2 separate regions of the Mus musculus genome follow, and region 1 is linked to region 2. A link is a loop called in an ENCODE intact Hi-C map of the cell type or tissue named here. Cell type or tissue: left cerebral cortex. All regions are shown on one strand. Each heading gives the region's core, and the rest is flanking DNA. Links, peaks and the distances in the headings are about the cores only.

Evidence for each region. Peaks named below come from ENCODE experiments on the same cell type or tissue, not always from the same donor. Only the 100,000 strongest peaks of a DNase experiment are listed, where the experiment ranks them.
Region 1: it touches region 2 in a loop (2.1-fold over the local background); 2 of 42 quality-filtered maps call a loop at or near these places.

The regions. Positions count from the first base shown.
Region 1 is chr6:4,541,800-4,550,136 of GRCm38, forward strand. No RefSeq gene overlaps it. Among named protein-coding and RNA genes, the nearest start is that of Col1a2, 40 kb to the left of the region's middle. In left cerebral cortex, for the core only: CTCF peaks have their summits at 2,955, 4,145 (motif pointing left) and 7,305; DNase peaks (open chromatin) are centred at 2,961, 4,118 and 7,305.
Region 2 is chr6:4,596,271-4,604,607 of GRCm38, forward strand. It overlaps Casd1 (CAS1 domain containing 1), which reads left to right and starts at 4,641. Exons shown (of 18, transcript NM_145398.4): 1 at 4,641-5,031. The coding sequence starts at 4,899. In left cerebral cortex, for the core only: a CTCF peak has its summit at 4,855; DNase peaks (open chromatin) are centred at 3,936, 4,060, 4,673, 4,866 and 2 more places; H3K4me3 peaks cover 1,721 bases; H3K27ac peaks cover 1,242 bases.

The DNA of each region.
Region 1 (8,337 bases), core at 326-8,325, 54 kb before region 2:
CTGGTAACATGGAGAGGAATTCTATTCTTCACTGTGACGCATCTGTGACTCCTCAGAATGCATAGTACCTAAGCAACATGATACTCTTGATCTCTGTTTTCTCTAAGCAAAGGTCCACAGAAACTTTTGCCTCATTATCCATCAAGCACTTTGTAACTATGGCTGAAAGTTGGTCTATGCACAATTAATATTATTAACTAAAACAGTTTCAAATAGTCAGTAAAAATGCCACACAGTTAAATATGCTGCAACTGAGTACAATGCCTGTTAAGAGGTAATGTGTGTGCTGTCAATCAGCACAGACAGTTGTGGATAATAGTACCAAGAACACCTACCTGCCAAATCAAGTTCATTTTCCTCCCCTGCACCTTTCAATGACATCTTTAACACACTTAAACATAGTAATGTGTCAAGTAAAATGTTAAGATTCATTTAGAACTTATCCCCTGTTGCAGAACGTAATTGTTATTGTAATATTTGCCTCCTGTTATAAGTCATCTCAAGATTCAATTAGTTTAAAAGCAAAAGACCGAACATGAGGAAAAATTTAACACTAACTCTAAAAAGTTAGCAAGGTCTACTAACCAAACAGTACTATCAGGTCAGGTCTTCCTCCCACTAGAATCTGAGCACTGGGATACTCAGATGGGAGCACAAGTACACAGCCATTGCCCCTCGTCCAGATCCCCTGTGGAGTCGGTGATTGTACTGCCTGTGCAATTCTGATTCCTGTACCAAGGAGGTAACTCAAGTCTCTGCATGCCCTTGATGTCTCTAACATTCCATGTCTGACAAGCTTGAGTCGATGTAGCCAATCACACAATATAAAGAAAACTCAAACTCTGTCATCAAAACGCTGTAACGCCCTCAAATTAATCATTGGAATAGCAATGGCAAAGTTATAAAGTGATAAAATTGTTAGAAGTCTCTGGGCTGAATATAAGTATGGCTTCTGGCTTGTGATATGAGGAAGAGAACCAGCATTTTGTGAGGACAAACTGTGGCTCAAATACACATTAGAATAGTTACATCTGAGTCTCTTCTGCCAACAGATTTCCAAGCTAACAGTCTCAATAATCACTCTATCTCCACTGCATCATCACTACATAAAAGGAGGAAATAAATAACATTTAATAGAAAACAGTGTTATGTTCAAAATACTAATAAAAAAATTAAAGTTTTGATTCCCAAATAACAATTATGAGGATGGTTAAACAAAAGAAAACCTGCTTTCAAAAGCCTGTCTTTACAGATCTATTTAAACATGCTTATAAAAATACCAAGAGTTGGTGCTTGCAGGACAATTATGTCAAGATGGGTTTTTTAGTCCTACATTTTCCAAATTTACTATAATATAATTTCATGATCTGTACAATTTACAACAAATTGTCTCAAAAGAAATTACTAGCAATCTTGATGGAAGAGTAGTCATCTCTAAGAATGAGATATCTACCATCCCACTCAGCTTCTTCCTGAGACAACGAGGAGAGCTTACCTGGTCTCTAGCATGTGCCAGTTCACCTGAGCAACACTAGGAAGGATGCCCAAAGCTGGCTACACCTCCTCTGAGAGCAGGGTCCTTAAGGTTTATCCAGCTCACTTGCTAAGACAGAATAAACCTATGTATGAGTAGTATTTTAGACAAAGTTCCATGTCAGGATAACAGGACAGTATCAGTTAGAGGGCCTCATACAAATCTCAGTCTCACACAAAACAGTGACATTTGGCCAACTGGCCTCTTCTACAGATTTCACTCCTCCTACAGGCCCTCTCTGGATAAATGCTTCTGTTTAGAAACCACTTATTAGAACAATCCAGTACTTACCAGTTGGTCCATCGTGAATATTCCTAGAGTCTGGGCTAAGAAAATGGCTACAGAGTTATGTCCAGAAGATTTGACCCTCCCATGGTCTGTCATCTGTTCCAAGCTAATCGCAGCTCTAACTGATTCTTCGCAGGACTTTCTCTGACCCTTTGCCAAGTGAAGTTTTAGCCACCTCCACCCTGAATGTGAGAGAGAAGAAAGTGGCACAGGAGAGGAGGATCCTGGGAGGGGACAGTAACCAAGTCATTTAAAATTCTAAATCAGCATAGTTAGCATACTGGCCAAGAGTAGACACCCAAGCAACACAAGGTGCATTCGGCATCTTTCATGCCAAAAAAACTTTTTAAAAATGCTATTCTCCCTAATATCATTGACAAGGAATTTCAGAAATTGGATTATAGATAAGGAAAGTTGGGATGTCATTCTGGGTTGGAACAACTACACATCAGATCAGTGGTCCCCAGCCTTCCTAATACTTCGACCCTTTTATAAAGTTCCTCATGGTGTGGTGACCCCGAACCATAACATTATTTTTGTTGCTACTTCATAACTATAATTTTGCTATTTTGAATGATATCTATTTCCTGATGGTCTTAGGTGAATCCTACGAAAGGGTTGCTCAGCCTCCACAAAGGGTAGTCATCCACAGGTTGAGAACCACTGACCTAGATAAAGGTCTTACCTTTGACAGTGGAACTAGGAAAAATTTGGAAGAAAGTGGTTGGCACGTGTCATTAAGCAAGTCTTAAAACTCCCATTGAGCCAGGCGTGGTGGCGCACGCCTTTAATCCCAGCATTTGGGAGGCAGAGGGAGACGGATTTCTGAGTTCGAGGCCGGCCTGGTCTACAGAGTGAGTTCCAGGACAGCCACGGCTATACAGAGAAACCCTGTCTCGAAAAACAAAACAAAACAAAAACAAAAAACAAACAAACAAAAAACCTCCCATTGAATTACCTAATTGTACATCTTCCTTTTACATAGATATATCTAAACGATTCCACAGCCCTCTATTGGTACTACAGTACCACTAGGCAAAAGCTAAGGCTGACTTGCTAGTTCCGCTCCCTTGGCCCTCTGATAATGTAACCTTTTAGCTGAACTGGCCCGGGATTCAACAGCTCTGTACCGTTAGGGGGCGCCAGTAACTGCAGCAGTGGTCTGGTCTTAGACAGCCTGTAATGACTGACTTATCCCTGCAGCTCAAGAAAATGAGCAAGCACTTTGTGGTCGGGAACATGGGTTTGTTAGCCTGGAGGTCTTGGGAAAGCCTCTGAAATTAGGGGAAGGTAGAGTTTACATTCTGGCTTTTGCACACTTCTTTATCATGTCTGCTCTATCCATGTCACAGAACCCTGGGTATCCCAGTAGGCATGCACAGAGATGCTGCTTAAAGCGACCCCGCTTCTCTTCCAGTCGCTCACAATAGCCTTTTCATTTAACTTCTAACTCCTGGCTCTCCAATTTAGGGAGAGTCTTGAATTTTAAATGTAGTTAGCGCTGCTCATTCACGCAGAGCATGTATCTTACTATGTCTCATGCAGAACGCGCAGATCACCTAAAGTCTGAGGCAGCCAACCGGCCTCATCCAAACTAAAGTAGACATTTCTCTTTCATCCTTCCATTTCCCTGAAGTGAGACCTTTGTCCGTCTGTAGACAGGCTTGATCAACCAATCTTGGACTCTTGTCACATCAAAATGAACCTATCCCTAGAACCTCTGCAAAGAAGAGCAAAATGAAGTAAACGAAGATCAGTCATTGGCATACACCTTTAGATAAAGTAAGAGTTTCTTAGTTATTTGACTGTAAACAAACATTTAATCTACAAAAGGCCACAAGGTTTTAAGAACCATGCTGGTAGTGCATGCCTAAACTGAGAGAGAGAGAGAGAGAGAGAGAATGGTGGGGTGCAGCATCCTGTGCTGCATAGCAAGATCCTGTTTTTTAAAAGACAATAATTGCTTCCCCGAAACTTCAAATGTCTTATAACGTAGCCTCCTCAACTGAATTCTCCTAAGCAAAACAATTATTCTAAATCCAAGCTATAGAGACAGTTTGGACCAGAATTAATGAACCTGCTGGAATCTAGAAAAAAAATGTCAAACAGACAATCACCATGTATTAAATGTATCAATGCAAAATACGCTGTATCATTGAAGAGGGGGCTGTTTTGGAATGTAGGGTTTAACCAGCGTCTCTAGTAACCATTAAACGGTAAGAAGAAAACAGAAGCAATCGTTTTCGACTGAGAGGCAAGATAAGATCCCGGACAAAGACCCTCAGGACGGCACTCCAAGTCCACTGCTCCCCCTGCTGGCTGGATAGTAGAATACCCCAATGCAGATCATTTGAATGGAAACTCAGTTCCTACAAGAGAAACAAAAGCTTTCCTCGTCCTTACCTGCCCCTTTGTCCAGTTCCTTTCTGGTCTACTTCCATGCACTCCCCTCCCCTCCTAACTCTTGCCTGTCCCCTCCTTTGGTAGCCTTCTCTTTGGGAGATCAATCGCTAATCTCCCAGGGAATTGATAAGCAGTCACAAAGCGGCAGATGTTAAGTCCCACGGACAACAACCATCTGGATGTAGAGCTAACCAGTTCTACAGAAGTTGTCTCAAATTGTGGTGAGTTGAAGTAAGCAATCAACCTCCGAGGATCTAAACAAGGGAAAGAAATTGAGGATGAGAGGGAGGGTAAATTGCAAAGGATATTTTTGAAGAGAGTCAAGAGAACGTTGGGAAAAAAAATAAAAACTGAGCAAGACAAAACCAAGGGCTTCGGACTTGGAGCCATCCACATTTTAATCCTCTTCGTGATCTCCACCTAGTGTGCTCAGTGATGACAGCTGAGTTGTGAGGCTGAGACAGCGCACCACAGAACTGCTTTGTGAGGTTGGTAAAGAGTAGACACTGGACTGTCAGGACCACCCATGTTCTCACAAGAGCTAAATCTCCACCTACAGACCTTTACTCCCCCGTCAAAACTAGCAGTTAGCTTCCGTGGGTACCATCCTCTCAAGGCATAGCGAGATTAAATGATAACGTATCTGGATTTCAATTACACATCAATTTCTCCTACTATAGAGAGACCTGCTAATCCCGAAACCCTCCCACATCTGTTGAGTTATATTCCACCTTCCACCACCTAATAAAAACATACCTGGATTTTATTAACAGCTTCAAACATTTAATATATAAATTTGTACTAACCTTCCCATCTTCACAATTTAAAAATGATGTAAAGGAGAATTGCCCACAGAGATAAAGACATGCTGTAAGCTGGTGGTTGCTACCACGTGCCATTAGATAATGCAGTTTTGAAATGAAGGTTCCAGAGCTTAGAGCTGGCCTTTGTGCTGACTGGGGACTTCTTCTGCACAGTGCACTTGTAACTCACACGTCTGCTGAACGACTGACACTTGAGTTTTTCAATTTGATTTTTCTAAAAACTCTGGCCGTGGAAATACTAACTCAAGTATTATCAGCCCAAGAAATGATCATAATTATTAAACTCCTGTCCTCAGGGAACTCTCTTGGCTTATATGAATTTACTCAAGGGCTTTAAACATCATTAAATCACCTATTATCACTGGTGCTGTGCCCGGCTCTATGAGTGACAATATAATATATCCACTTCAAAGAAACATGGATGATTTGATTATAATTGTTTCCTTCATGGGTTTTTATCACTGATTATAGATCTACTTTCCCTTATAACACAGAGGTCTGGAATAATTTCTAAACTGTTATCAATGTACCTAAATTAAAAATTCCATTTACTATTTTGCTCATCACCATAAGATTTGTTCCTAATCAAATGAATAGAAGAAAAAGAAGGAGAAGGAGAAGGAGAAGGAGAAGGAGGAGGAGGAGGAGGAGGAGGAGGAGGAGGAGGAGGAGGAGGAGGAGGAGGAGGAGGAGGAGGAGAAGAAGAAGAAGAAGAAGAAGAAGAAGAAGAAGAAGAAGAAGAAGAAGAAGAAGAAGAATTGCTTCAGATATAATGTCTAGAATTTTTTTTCCTCTTAAAATTTTACCCAGATTGCTAGTAATGAATATTTATTCTCAGTTACTGCTCAGGGTGATATATTAAATTTTTAAGGTCCATACATTTTCTAGATTTTGCCCTCAGCTAAGCTATCACAAGAACAATCACTCGAAAACTATAAATTATAAGAGGGAACCTCAATTTTCCTGCCTCTACAGGAGAGGGCTATCTAACACAAACGCTGCTAACTCCACTAAATCCTTTGAAGCTTTGAAGAGAGAAAGGCAAATTGATGCCCAAAAGGTGTGTTTTCTCACCAATGCACAAATCACTGTATTTTGTAAGATTTGCAGGGTTACCAGACCTTTCTTTATTCTCACCTTTGTGAGGATTTCATAACTTAAGACTAATTCAATAAAACAGATTGATTTGGGGATGGCAAAAAGCAAAACAAAACAGAACAAAACAAAAGCCCTCTAGCTCTTTTTCAGGCTAGAAAAAAATGCAAATGTTTGGCCACCCCATATCACAGATATTATGATGGAATTGGTCCAAAATATTGTTTTTAAAAGTCCCCTTGTAAATTATAATTTGCAAGCTATCTTAGGAAAAGTAGTCTAAAGCCTCAGGGCTCTGAAATCTTCCTTCAGCTCACTGACTAAGATGGATGTTTGTACACATGCCTTCTCCCCAACAGTGTGTAGTATTCTGCAAGACTTCCCCAGACACTATCAAATACTGTCCAAACCAGAGTTTCTGGAGTGAGCCCAGGATACCCACATTGTTAATCAGAGTAGCAAGATAATTCTCACATACTCTGGAAATCCAGGTATGCTGTTGTCCCCACATTCTAAGATGGTCCTGTACTTTTCTCCCACAATATTTAGGACGGTAGCACTCAGAGTGTGGACTCTCTAAGCGGCTTTAAAAAGAGAACATGTAACAGCTCATTGAACACGTGAGCAATTAATTTTGGAACAGTTGCAGTATTACAAATGTGATTACTTATTGCAAACCCAATTAATCCAGTCAGGAGGAATGTTAATTACAAAGGAGTGTGAAAATTAGCATGAGTGCATGACTAAGTGCCCAAATTTTAGCTTATTATATTGTCTGCTAATTTACTTTCAGGGTCCTTCTTGGGGAAGTCTCATGAATGTTTGTGCACATGAACGATAAGGAAACATTAGTCCTCACACCAGCCTTGATTAAATCATCTTGGGACTTTCCCAATTAGAAAAACTCACAGCTTTAGAAATGGCTACCCTGGCATTTTAAATAGAGTTACTGAAATTTGCATCCAAGAATGTGTTAATGACATCAAATATTTACAAGTAACATTTTTACTACTCAAGTAATGGTCTTGAAGCTACATGGTTAGCTATTAGCTACTTGGAGTTAACAAAATCATCGATCTTCTTCTACTTGCCCCACACAAGACCTTCAGGGAAAGCCACAACTCCTATCTCCCTCCCATCTCCAGAGGGCGCTTCAATTCACCCAAAACCTTGAAATGGCTAACAGCCACTCACAGCATTACTCCAAGAAGGTAGGAAAAAGCCCAGAATGAGATAGGCAGGAAAATGAAACACAAAGCAAGTCAGAGCGTAACCGATTTTAAAAAATGAAATGAAATAAAACTCAAAACAGTAATCTCATTTCTTGTCTGAGCAATGAAATATGAATCAAAACGAATCCAGATATAATAGAGAGCAATTGGGAAGGTGGCCAAGCTCCCACGAAACCAGCCCTCCAACAGAAAATTTACTAGGGTTGTGTGTTGGTGACCAACCCCTTCTAGATATAAGGGTAAATCAAGGGGGAAAGTCTAGCTAAGTTGATGTGCTCGGCTTCTCCCTTGTGAGAATTTAAGCCTGGGAGGAGAGAACAGTGGAGCTGTTGATGAGAAGGCAAACCAAAGGAGATAATCAACGATGACTATCAGCCCCACACCAAGCGTCCCTGGGCAGCACTAGGCTTGGTGGTGTTTCTTAAACTCAAATAATCATTTGGAATCTTCTCACCAGCGTCCCTTTGTGCTTAAGTGAGAAAAATTTCTTGATGTTGAACAAAACAAAAGTATCTTAAAATAGTCAGAATATAGACTACAAGAGAGTATCCAAGCAAGCAGAAACAAGAACCGACCTTTGAGATGGTTGCAAAGATAAAGCACCTGGGAAAAGAGCATTTGGGGGAATAATGGATGTTTGTCATTTGTTCATTTACTGAGAGCCAGGGAGGCACTGACGGCATTTGTCCCTCACTATCTGCTCAAAGATGTTTATATAATGATAGCAAACAGCCTTGAAAGACAGAGATAGTGTTTGTCTCCAGAGCAAAGAGCAAGTGCCTGTCCAGTATGTCAAAGATAATGTCTCTCTCCAGGACACATCACACAGGTTGGCTCACAGCACATTGTAAAAGACTTAGCTTCCAGATGAGGTATTACTCAACTGTGACACGTCCACTTGGGTTACTCAACCATGGTCCCTGTGGGACGTGAGGGGCAAAGAACCCTAAAGCAAGCATAA
Region 2 (8,337 bases), core at 254-8,253:
CACAGAAGACACGAAGTACAGATGTGAAGAAAGTGCTATGACAGATCTGGAGAGGGAAAGATCTATATTCCCTTAGGAACTCTAGGACAAATGAATGGATGAAGCAAAACCAGAGAGAGAGAGAGAGAGAGAGAGAGAGAGAGAGAGAGAGAGAGAGAGAGAGAGAGAGAGAGAGAGAGAACACACGAGATTTTATATAAGACTTTATATAAGAATAAATGCATTGGTGCGAAGAAAAAGAAACAGTTCAAGCCAGGGTTATTGAATTAGTTACTACTTTTCTCATTGCTATGACCAAATTCTTAAGTATTTCTTTGGCTCAGGTTCGGAGATGCAGTGCAATAGGACAGGGCAGACAGTGGCAGCAGGCCCGTGAGGCTGCTTGACCACCTCACTGAGGATCATGAAGTAATGGCTGAGTCTAAAATGAAGACAGCCTACAGTCCTTCTACAGTGCTAGGCAGACCAGCTAAGCCCCTGTCTAAAAGACTGACAACCTCCTAAAGCAGCCCTGCCACACTTGGACGAATGCTCAAGCACTTGAGGCTGGGCAAGACCTTTCACATTTAAACTTTACCAGGAACAGAAAAAGTAATGCCATACGTCTGGGACAGGCCATGTTGCTGGTCCCCGTTTAGCATAAGTAGATAAACTACAAGCTAGAGTCTGATCACAGACTGTCTTAAACATGCTAGACAGTTGGGTATTCATGTTTTTCCTGGAAGAGCCACCCAGGTTTTAAAGCAGGGAAGTGATGATATCAGTCATGTCAAATGGTTCTCGTAGCAATTAAAGGGAGAGGAGAAAGGGGGAGGAAGCACTGAAGGTGAGAATTCAGACAGGGGCCAGGAGAGGCTGGAGCCTAACTAGGGGAGGGGTCTGAAGAGAAAGCATACGCTTTGGGGAAGGTAGAGAGCACACAACATGGTGATTCATAATTAAGTCCATCTTCCTAGACAATGTACTTATAGATCAGTTAAAGAGCTGAACTTGCATTCTTCCATCAGGTACATATTTATCTACAAATTCTGTACAGCACAACCAATATCCTTACATGACTATATGATTTGAGGCATTCGTGCATGTTCACAGAGCAGAAAATCCATACATCCATGTTTTGGATGCTCAGTTTCTAAATGTCTTCATTTTGATGACCTTATATCAGTAGAGGGATCTCATAGCTAACACTCCACATTAACTTAGGAACCATCCTTAGCAATAAGTAGAGGTAAACTATTTCATTGACTTTTGATACTTTCATTATTGCTGATTTCTTAAGAGATTTTAGTAAACATTATATATAAATGCATATATATATATAACATATGTTACATTATGTATACAGATATTCCTTTTTAAACCATTTATTTCTATATGTCTGTGTGTGCTTGTGTGTGTCCTCAGAGGCCAGAGGAGGGTGTTGGACTTTCTGGAGCCAGAGTAAAGGGGGTTGTGACTTTGTGGCTACTGGAAACCAGCTTGTAGTTTTCTAGAAGAGTAGCAAGCACCCTTAACTGCCAAACCATCTCTCCAGCCCCTTGGCTGACATTTAAAGAGAGGTTTCCTTAAACAGTAGGCACAGTGCCACTTTCCTCATTTCTCTGTTTAAATATGTAAAGCCAGGCGTGGCGATGCATGCTCATAACTCCCTCCTCTGGGAGGCTGAGGTGGTAAGGAGCAAATCAATGCAGCAGGCGCTGTATGTTGAGATCCTGTCTGCTCTCCACCACAAAGGCAGGCAGTAGTCCCAAGGAGAATGGCCATAGTGTGCTCCCTTCCGGAGTCTGAGAGTTAAGAGAAAAGGGTGTGTGATGTAGTAAGGAGTGTCTGAAGACAGGAAGCAGTTGGCAAATTGTTCGAGGGACATGGGCACAGACACAAGTGACATCTTCGGGAAAAGGGAATGGAGAGAGAGAGAGAGAGCATGAGCACGCTTTGGTAATTTGGTTTAAAGTTATATACAGTTGAAACATCACACACATTCTCTCTTCTTCTCCCTCCTCCTTAATGTTATTAGAAAAGCAGTAACTTGCTATGAATTAAACATTCTAGATCCCTTAGGGTTAGACAAATAAGCAGGAGACTATTAATTTCATGATTTTAGCTTTCAGCAAGAAAAGATACATTTAACTAAAGCAAACTCTAGGAGATGGAGGGAGGGGTGAGCAATAGACTTGAGAACTATTTAGAAGAGACTGAAGACAGTGTAAACATTGGCTTGGATAATCATGTATAAAGTTGAGATTTGTAGGTTAGACGTAGATAGCAAAAGACCACAGATAATTTGAAATCTGAAATGCCAACAATTGCTAACCAAAAACTGTCCTACTGGGGAGAAGCAGAGGGTAGCTCTATAGGTACAGTATAAACACATGAATATGGCCTGACACAGTTGTGTGTGTGTGTGTGTGTGTGTGTGTGTGTGTACAGAAGGTAACTGATCCCTTAAAGAGGACGGGGACCTATCTGATGGTGAGGATGGCTCTGCCAGGAACCACTAGAAGCAGCCTGATAACTGGCACCTGGCTAGTGCTCTGAAGAAGAGGCAAAAAACAAGACTAGAGAAGGAAAAAAACTTGATAGACAAACACCAAATAACAGAAAATTCAACAGCATTTGAACCTACAAAAAATATCAGAAAGTAAAGAAGGTAAAGAGAAAGAGAGGGACAAAGAGAGGGAGAGGGAGAGAGAGGGAGAGAGAGGGGGAGAGAGGGAGAGGAGAGGGAGAGAGGGAGAGAGGCAGAGAGGGAGAAGAGGGAGAGGGAGAAGAGGGGGAGAGAGAGAGAGGGAGAAGAGAGGGAGAGAGGGAGAGAGGCAGAGAGGCAGAGAGGGAGAGAGGGAGAGAGGGAGGGGGAGGGGAGGGGGAGGGGGGAAGAGGGCCGGAGAGGGAGAGAGAGAAAGAGGAGAGTCCTTTGGATTTAACAAGAAATACCCATACCACCAGCAAAGAACCATTCAGTTCTTCAGGACAGAATGGGAACCAAGCAAGTGAAAATTTCAAGTAGCTACTCCTTCTAAAAGAAACAAAGAAGCAAATAACTTGGAACACAGAATCTAGTGGTGGTTTTAATTAAAAAGGGACATTTATCAGTGGAAAGGCATCAGCTAAGAGAGGGACCATTTATAGATGCCACAGGAAAGGGCCATCTTATGTGGAGATATCTACCAGGAAAAGCAGAAATAGGTAGAGGGGTTAACTTTAACACAGAGGAAAGGACAAAGGGGTTCCCAGATTTTCCCAGTATCTCAGAAAGCCTTCTGGGAAGCACAACTAAGTACAACGTCAGGTTTCTTTATTTTTGGCTAGCATTAGGCCAACCCTGGGGGTTAGCTCTGGTTATTGAAGGTGGATCAGAAATTCTAATTTGGTGTTGATGACATCATAGTATGTGTCTAGGATGTGATTGGCAGGCCACATATTGTTAGCCCAGTTATCTGGTTGTTGTCGTATCTGATTCAATTCTGCCAGCATGTGATCAGCCTCAGATCAGAAGAAAGAGCCAAAATTAAGCGACCACTTGCAGGGAACAGTGCCTAAGTGTTTGTACACTTATTTAACTTTATTGCTTATTAGCATTATATCTATGACAGTGATGTATGTGATTTCATTTAAGCGACAAGAATCTTTCATCATCATATGATGATTGTGGCTGGAAACATAATTTTAAAAATCCTTCAGTGGAGAGGATGGGAGTGACTCGACAGGATCTCTAAGTCCCTTTTCTCTAACATTCGAGAATGTTGAGAAGGGTCTGGAAGCACAAGGTTGGGGTTGGCTAAAAGTTGTAAAGAAGACTTGCCAACACCTCCAACTCAACAATGACTTACTTGTTCTAACCACAACATGCAAATAGCCATTCTTGTCTACAAGGCAACTCAAGACCAAGGGTATGAATAAGAATGCTTTTCAAAGGACACACAGAGTGCTGGGTCTATTGATAATCACAAAACATTAACCAAGTTTAAGGATTGCCACAGGCAACCAATCTGCTACCCTGGCCAACCTTAGTGTCAACAAAGATATTGTGTAAACATAAAGGAGAAAGGGGCTCTTATACTGACATCCACACCAACTTAGACACACTGTACAGGATGCATCTACACCCACTGCAACTGGACAAACAGCACATTGGGCAGTTGAGTATTAAACGGTGAACATGGGCCTTACACTTGAGTTGGGTGTTCGGATTTACAGCCACCCCAACACCTGGCCAGCATCTTAGGTGCAGAGGAACTTGCCAGACAGGTCGTGGGTGGCCTGCCGTTAAGGCCCCACGACCGTGGGAGAGCAGAGAGTAGAAAGTCCAGAAAGGGTGTGATGGGGGAAGCAGGGAGTGTACTTTTTTTTCCCGGAACAGTAGTTCTATTGCCCTAACCTGGGCTCAGGTAGCTGCCAGTCCACTTGGGCATAGCCCCGGAGCTGACATCTGGGCCGGGCTGCAGGCCCTGGCCCTCTGCCCCCCCAACACCCATACAGTCACCATGCCTGTGCAGCCGTCGCCGCCCGCTGCCGCCAGTGACCCGGTGACCCCGGAGGCCCGTCTGGGCCCGGTGACCCCGGAGCCCCGGGCATCCGGACCCCCGTCACAGGCGCAGCCGCTATTAAGGCAGGAGGCTACCAGGGAGGAGGAAGGGGAGGAGACAGGCGGCCAGGGCGCCTGGGGCACCGGCACGGCTGAGCAACGGCGGCGGGGTTGGGGGGAGGCCGACGAGGGCACGGGGAAGGCCGGCGGCACGGAGGCCGCAGGCTCGGACCCCTCGGCCCGCGGTTCGGGCGACGGGCAAGGGAGCTGGCGGCCGCTTCTCGGCTGGCTACGGCGCCCGCCGCCCCAGTGCTGCCCCTGCGCGGCGCCCCTTCCCCGCTCCGCCGCGCACTGTTGTCATGGAGGAACCAAGATGGCGGCTCTGGCCTACAACCTGGGCAAGCGGGAGATCAACCACTACTTCAGCGTGAGGAGCGCCAAGGTGCTGGCGCTGGTGGCCGTGCTGCTGCTCGCAGCGTGCCACCTCGCGTCCCGCCGCTACCGAGGTGAGCCGGCCCTCCCCCCGGCCCGGGCCGGCTCGGCCCGGGGGGAGGCGGCGCCGCGGCCCCGAGCGCGGGAGGCCGCCCCCCGCCGCAGCACGCCCACGCGCCGGCGGCCTCCCGCGGCCCCGCGGCGCCCCACGTGCCCGGGCCGACCCCTGCGGGCCCCTGCCCCCAGCCTCCCGCTCTCGGGGCCACCTCCTGCTGGAGCGGGGCTCCGGAGGCGCGCCCGGCCCCGCGCCCCGGTGCAGGAGGTCGAACCAGGGGCCCCCGGGGGCAGCCCTGGCGGCACCGCCTCCCGGATGCTGGGGTCGCACACGGTGCGCCCGTGGGGTCTGCCTCCTGCCCTGCCACTTCAGGGCCCAACGGTTGGACAGCGGCTTGGGCCGCCCTGCTTACTTTTGCCAAAAGGGCCAGTGTGGCTAAAGATGCCCATGGCCCACCTCCCTCCCGTGGAGGAGGTGCCACCAGCCTTTCAAACACTTTTCAAGAGTTTGGGTTGCACAGTTTTTGTTTTTGTTTTTACAAATAAAGACACTGAGGCAGGATTTTGGTTTTTGTTTGTTTCTTAAAGGAGTTAAGGAGTTGACCGGACTAGACGTGAGCGGGCGAAGCAAATAGTTAAGCCTTTTGAAAGCTGGCCTTCAATATGGGTTTACATACTGGTGGAAAGCTGGAAAGGAACCAATGAACTCTTCTCAGAAGGAATTATCCTTCAGTTGTCAAGGGATATTTGCTTGTTTTTTTGATTGATTTTTTTTCCCCTTTCCTTACGATAAATGCCACCAGGACAGTCACTGACAGTAGGAGGGAAATTATAATGATAGGATCTTTTGGTTTTGACCTTTGGTATCCTAAAAGTCATTATATGGACAGCTCTTGGTGACTGTGAGATAATTAGACAAATGTGACAGCCACGTGCACATTAGCGCTGGGCCCATTTATACTGTACAGCCCAGTCACGAGAGTACTAGAGTCTCGGCTGTATTCCCATTTCACATGATCTCTCAAAGTGGAGGCCATTTTGGTCAAACTTGATGGTTTGTTTCTACCTACTCTTGAGTTTTCCAGATCTTAAACTTTAGTATCATAGCTGTATCTTTTAAATATATTATCTTACAAATAGCTTAATTGAATTAAAAAAGATCCTTATGGCTAATTCTCCAGTCCTCTACAGATTCATAGCAGATGACCTATCAGAGCCTTGGCTTCTTACTGCTGACATCAAGAAAGCCTACATTTTCATATATACAACACAATTAGCAGTACTGATGAACCAACTGTTGATAACTCAGAGAACATGTTTCTTTTAAATGTGATTAATCTTTTTATGCTAGTTTGATATGAGATGACTGTCATCTAATTCAACTTTGTGTTTGTGATGTCAATGGAGCTAAAGTTTATGACTACAATGTTGTCCCAAATGTAAACCTACTGTGCCCTGCCTGCTTGTCTTTTTATTGTGCTTCTTGTCTTTTGCTAAGCTTGTGGAATACTAATTTTTAAATTTAGGTTATATTTTGCATCTTGCCAAGGTCTGTCATCATCGGGAGGAAAATAGAATGTCAGATGGGGCCTTATGAGTCAGGTTGTAAAGCCTCCTCCAGAAGGGACTTGTGAGTTTCCAAAGGTGCTTCAGTGCCTTGAGTGTGAAGCAGTACACCTGTCATATGTGCTTGTCCAGATTGAATATCAGGAACTTGAACCAGAGTCTGTGCAGGAGAAACTAAACATCTTACCAGGAACATTTTTGCCCTGGCAGTGTCAAACCATGTCAGGTGCAGTGCCTTTCGCAGATATGCATATATGCTTGATTCACATAGAATCATTTGGAACAAGAATGGAGTTTCTTAGACGAACAGTGGAAAGGACATGAAATGCTAAGATCTTGGGTGTGTGAGTATGAACATGCATCAAATGCACACACACACACACACACACACACCTCTTGCTTTGAAAATTACTCCACTTCAAAGAATTATTAGAAAGTAAAGCTTCCCAAAACCGTGCATTAGATTGAGCACTTACTGTATGCAGGCAGTGTTTAAGGGCTTTTCGTAATTCATTCTGTCTTTAGAGCCTCTAGGAGGTACGGTGTTTCATCCCCCCACCCCTTAACATTTCTGTAATCAAGAAGAGTCTTTAAAACTTTGATTGCATGTCAAAGTTTAATTGGTAACATTTTTTTCCTGTATGAAAAAATAATGATGTGTCTTAGATTCAGTGAATTAGAGAATTATTTACATTTTAAAGATGAAGCCAGAAAGGTTAAGCAAATTGCCTGAGAACATACAGCTAGTCAGTGGCTGAGCTATGATTTAGTACCAGTCAGCTTGCCTGGTGCCATTGTGTTACAGACTGCCTTTCTTAGAGCTGGGTGGAAGCTCTGAGAGATGAACTTCATCACTAGTGCTCGATACTTTAGAACTACTGATTTACTAGAAGCAGAGCATCGTCCCATTTGCTTTCAGACCAAGAGATGATTTTCTAGAGGTCACGCGTATAGAACTTAAAACCATGGCATTCTTTTGGTACCTGGCTTCCCTGTCAATCTTCCTAAGCATTGAGCTTACAGTGTACAAACACTTTTGCTTTTCCTGCTTTTCTCTGCCTACAAAATTCTCTCTTCTCTTGAAAGAAAATATTCCAGGACTCACTCTCTCTCTCTCTCTCTCTCTCTCTCTCTCTCTCTCTCTTTTAATGCTTCACTCAAATGTTGCCTTCACAGAAGTGGGAGTGGACAATTCAGTGTCTGCAGAGCAACTTGTCCTTGCTTACCATGTTGTGCTTGGAAGAATAGGTCTTGTTGTCTTACACACACACACACACACACACACACACACACACACACACACACACTGTGGGCTTCCAAGTAGATCTTTATGGTTTTTAAATAGCCAGAGCCTAACACACAGTAGGAATTCCATAGATAGGGTGAGAGAATGTGCAAATTTTATTTGGTTCAGTTGGGATTCTAAGTGAATTTTGTTTTCTAATCTCAATTTTAGGAAGAAGAGGTTTTTTGAATTATTAATATTTCATATAATATGTTAGAATGGGCCTTAAAATGCCTTCTTAAAAATACCCATCTGAGTATGATTATAGAGTAAAAACATGACTTCTGGCTAGAGGCCAGTATCTGAACCTTAAGCAGACCTTTATAGTGGTAAAGCTAACTTCCTTCAAAGTTGTTACGTTTCTTGAAATTTGTTTCCTTTCCATCACTAAGCCAATGCCAGTGTTCCTGCCTCTGCTCCCAAATGTCAGGATCACTGTGCTCAGCTTTCTTGTTTGTTTTTCTAACATTTTTTG